2 separate regions of the Mus musculus genome follow, and region 1 is linked to region 2. A link is a loop called in an ENCODE intact Hi-C map of the cell type or tissue named here. Cell type or tissue: heart. All regions are shown on one strand.

Region 1 (2,500 bases), 53 kb before region 2:
GTGCTATACTGAGTGACATTTGGGCAAGGGGACCATTGAGCCTTTTTTTTTTTTTTTTTTTACTGGACAAGATGAAGTGTCACACCCTCAGTAAAGAATCATCCCTGTGGCTTCTGATTTCTAGAAAAATCCAGGCTGCCACTATGGAGTGATACCAAAATGTGTCACTTACTTTCTATGTAAATCTAGATCTGTATTCCCCAGAAAGTCTGTTTGCTTTTGTGGGTGCTGTGGGTGTGAGCTTTGCAATGAATGATAGCCTCAAATGAGTCTAGCTGTCTAGTTAAGGGATACTTGGCATTGTGTTGTTGGCATATCTGTTTATGTTGAGATTATTTCTAACTGTGAAATCTTACTAACTTGCCTTCTGACTAATTGCCTGCTTGTTACTAATCCTCAGCATTTAAAGAGTCAAAAGGAATGATGAATGACGGTAAGTATTAAGTTTGCATGTGATTGTGCCCTGGTTGATGCATGGACAGATGAGTTTTAGAGCTCACCCATGGTTGTGCACTGGTTGACACACATGGATGTTTACAAAGGAAGCAGAGAGCTTTCTTGAAATTACAACTTTTTTTAAAGAAAATGACAGGGACATTGTCAATCATGAATGTCCCAGTTTCTTGGTGTTTCCATCTTAGATCTAGCTTGGTGTTGTGTTCTTTTTTTTTTTTTTTTTTTTTTTTTTTTACCTGTGACAGTGTCATTTTTTCTGTAGGTAGATAAAGAACATAGCTCGTAGGGTCTCATGGATGGGAACCTCCTGGTTCCTCAGCGGCTATGTTTGGTGCACATATTTCAGGCCATGCACCTGTTGACTGAGTGTTTAAAACTCCTTGCATAAGGAGTGTAGATATCCTGGCATATGTTTGTCTCACCTTGATGGAGTTGTATACTTGTGGAGAGATTTTGTTGCATTTCACACTGGGGGTGATATATCTACTTTTCCATGCAGAAACTTAGTCCCAACCATGTGGGAAAGGATTAGAGAGAAAAAGACTTCTCTACACACCCCAGCTTTCCCCTCTTTTCTGAACTCCAGATCAACAGCAAACACATGTTTCCTGAATATGACCTATGCATGTGCTTGTTAATACTTCCCAAAGAAGTCCGTAATAGTCTATGATTCTCCAGCCCCATTGGCATTTAGTAATTCCATTTGTAATTACATTCTATTTTCAAAAAACGTCTTCATGCCGTCAGTACTTGCAACCCATCCTTTTCTCACGGAGGCTTTGCTTTATATTTTACTGCTGTAAAGCCTGTGACCTGCCTGTTCACCTCCCTAACAAAGAGTTGCAGGTAACCGAGGAGGCCTTCTTCCCTAGAGCACAATTAACTTCTGCATAAGATTAAAAACACTTCGATCATGTGTTGGCTGAGCTAAATTTAACGCAGGCTCTGGCTTGACGGGAAGTCCAGAATGGTCCCATGGTTACAGGCTTTTGTCGTAGCTTTGAAATGTGTGTTTTGCTACACAAGCTGCTGCTACCTAAAAATATTGTTGTAGTGGGAACAAGTGTACACCGTGCCAGGGTTCCTGGCGTGGCTTTACCGTGTTTACCCTCTGTGTTTTGTTTCTCAGCTATTGTGGTCTTTCTTCTACCTACCACAGTGTCAGGTTTCTGTGAGTGGATTATAAATAAATAAGTAAACTTTTCTCCATTTGCAGAAAACCAGTGGGAAAACTTTCACTGCCTCTTTGTTAATTATCTTTAAAATGTGACTTTTTTTTTAAGTCACTGTTTCAAGAGATGTCATAAAGAACTGTTTGTTACTTTGGTTTTTTTAGTTCTTTGTGTAGCACATGAGGTGGTCTGTGAGGACCTTGAAAAGGCCCTGAATTTTGTCCATGTTTAGCTGATCACAGTTTGTTTTTTGTTTGTTTGTTTGTTTTGTTTTGTTTTGTTTTTTGTTTTTGTTTTTTGTTTTTTGAGACAGGGTTTCTCTGTGTAACTCTGGCTGTCCTGGAACTCACTCTGTAGACCAGGCTGGCCTCGAACTCAGAAATCCGCCTGCCTCTGCCTCCCGAGTGCTGGGATTAAAGGCGTGCGCCACCACGCCGGGCGACACAGTTTGGTTTTTAAATGCTTGTTACGGGCTGTGTCTTCTGATGTCCACCCTGGACTCACGGCGTACAGATCACCCTGAACAAAGTTCAGGGCACCTTCCCAAGAACTTCCTCTTTACCTATGCCGGATCACAAGTCTGTTTCACTTATATTAACCGAATGCTGTAAACCTAAAGTGAACATGGTAGAATATTATTCTTGGATCAATAACTTCTGCTTTGAAAAATCAACATCTCATGCCTTGTATTGAGCTTACCCAGCAAACCAAGGTTATCAGTCTGTGTTGATTTTATTTTCCCATGCCATTGGCATTTTACTTACCAAACTGAAAAGGCTAATGATTTGCCTGATTTCTGTCTGTGACCTTTACAGATACATTTTCATTATTTTTGATAGAATATCTCAAACAGTTTCAAGCTTTAGCAACAA
Region 2 (2,500 bases):
CACGGGCTAGTGTTTATTTCTCACCCCAGGCGTTGATAATATAGAGCTGTGAGATTTTAGAAGTTAGCTGGTACATACATATACATTATGGCAACAAATTCTGGGAGTTGTTAGCATGTAGCATTTGAGGGGATCTAAGTAATTCAGGAAATATGCAGGTATACTTACCTAATGGGTCAAGAAGAGGAGGAGTTTGGGATCCTTTAGTCTACCATTCAAGCTGACACCAAGCCTAAGTTCCTAAATGTCTGTCATGCTTAACCCTAGATAAACATACGCTATATAAACAAACAGCTATGAGATGGCACTGAAACGCATGCTTCACATATGCACATGAATTTTGTATCGCCAAGTCTCAGCCAATCTGTGAAATATTCCCACAAGAAATGGAGTACATTCAAGTGGTCAGGCTGGCCCTGCTCAGGTTCTAAGAATAATTTACAGACATCTAGAGCCATAATTTAAATAGCAGCATAGTTCCTTTCTGGGCTACTGCTATGTGGGCTTCCAGCCACAGTCTCAAATAGGTTTTAGTCCTGGGGAAAAAGCAGAGCCTGTTCTCTTTGTGTGCTGTGGCGGCCTGGCAAAAAGGTGAATCTATCGACTCCCGTTACAGAATGTCAGTGTCTGCTTGACATTTTCATTACTAATAGTCATTTTTCAAAGTAAATTCACACTTCAGTTGCTTCTTAGTGGTCATAAATGGTTGTCAGACCTTGCCCAGGGTTCATCTAGATATCCCTTTGAGATATTCTTATTAGCAAGTGGACAGATTTCCTCCACTTGCTATAATCTATAACCTGCCTGAGCCAAATTTAAAAAAAAAAAAAAAGAGGAGCTTCCATGACAATTTCCTCTGGGGTTGTTCCTAGGGATCTTTCACATGATTTTAGCTGATTAATGTGAAAACAAGGACTTAAGGTGATAAAATTGAATTTGGAAGTCAATGTAAAATAACTGAGCACTTATTTGAATAATAGTTTGCGGAACATCACTAGCAGAGAAAGATTTCAGATGCCCTATAGCTTAAGTAGAGCGAGCTAGAGACAGCAGAAGAAGAACTCAAAAAGATGCCCTAGTAGCCAGATTTTATTTCATGTCAGGTGACTCGGAAAGCCCTTGGTAGGAGGTACTGAACAGTGGGAGGAAGTGGTCTGATTTAGCTTTGATTAAGACCAACAGAAGGTGAAACAAAAGAGAAGTGTTAGAGCTGATTGAAGAGATGACAGTGTTTGGACCAGGGTGGTAGAGTTGAGCGGGGTGGGCATGGCCTTACTGCCAGTGGATTCTAAAGGCTAAACCATGAAGATTAGGTGCCTTGTGGGAAGTGATAAATTAAGTGTGCATGAAGGAAAGTTGGCAAGGTGGATGCAAAGGTTGTGACCATAAGAAACTTCAAGTAAGCATCTGGCATACTCAATGTCCTTTAGCTAAACATGTTTTCTAGTATGCTTTTCTACATCAGTGATTCTGGAGGTTGGGGACCCTGCAGACTGACAGCCTTTTTAGCTCCAGTCAGTTTGAAGGCTGTTTCTACAGCATACTTCCACCAAAGTCACCTGTCACGGGGCACCCAGGAGCACGCAGAGACATGGAGGATACTCACATGAAGAAGTGAGTCATTCCAAAGCAAAGGAAGAAAGAGTCTGCATATAGATGGTGCCAGTCATGAGTGAGCTTCTAGTGTAAGCATGTGCAGCCTCTGGCAGGTCCTTCGCTTGGGTCTCTACTGACCTCTGAGTCCCAGGAAGGAAAAGATAATGAGCATCGGAAAGAGAGTGGTTTCCGTTAAAATCACTCAGAGGACATTGTGGGAAAGGAATGAAGGAGGGTTGTGGAAATGCTGTTTTCTGGTTATGATATTGCCAGTGCAATCTTAAAAAAAATCGCAAAAGCTACCTGCACTGGACCTGCCCAAGACTGGTCCTGCCAATGATCGTTCACAGACAGGGAAGAAACTTCCTCATGGTACAGGACTCATCCCTGCTGGAATGTTGGCTACACAACCGTTCTTGGAGACAGGAGTCCTTGTCTCGTGTTGTGGCAGCATCGGGTGAGACCACTGAACTTTTAAGGATAGCTACAAGCCCGTGGTCACCCAGACCACCTCGGTTAAACTCAATGAGTAACAAAACAGTAAAGACATGAGTGAGGAGAAAGGATTTGTAGGAAAGTGGAGTGTTGAAGGGGTAGGAGGCAAGAGTATTTGCCATGCATTTTTATGTACATGAAAATGTAAAAAAAGAAAATTAAAGATTTATTTTTATTATTTTAAAATTACATGTAGATGTGTGTTTGTATGTACATATGGACACCTAAATACAGGTGTCCATGGGGCCAGGGTCTCAGATTCCTATGGAGTGGGAGTCACTTGTGGTTATGTTTGTGAGCTACCGATGTGGGTGCTAGGAACCAAACAGGTCCACTGGGTGATCTTCCCAGCCGCAAATCAATATATTTAATGAATAATTTAAGTAACTTTGCGGGTCCTCCACCCTGA

What was found. Hi-C counts contacts between places; a loop is a spot of excess contacts. Peaks named below come from ENCODE experiments on the same cell type or tissue, not always from the same donor. Only the 100,000 strongest peaks of a DNase experiment are listed, where the experiment ranks them.
Region 1: a loop joins it to region 2, with 1.9 times the contacts of the local background. A loop is called at or near these places in 3 of 42 quality-filtered maps.

What each region holds. Positions count from the first base shown.
Region 1 is chr16:49,908,303-49,910,802 of GRCm38, forward strand. All of the region lies in intron 8 of Cd47 (CD47 antigen (Rh-related antigen, integrin-associated signal transducer)), which reads left to right. Among named protein-coding and RNA genes, the nearest start is that of Gm19723, 46 kb to the right of the region's middle. In heart, no CTCF peak of the experiment used is centred here; a DNase peak (open chromatin) is centred at 1,439; H3K27ac peaks cover 268 bases.
Region 2 is chr16:49,961,308-49,963,807 of GRCm38, forward strand. It overlaps Gm5486. Among named protein-coding and RNA genes, the nearest start is that of Gm19723, 6.7 kb to the left of the region's middle. In heart, no CTCF peak of the experiment used is centred here; no DNase peak of the experiment used is centred here.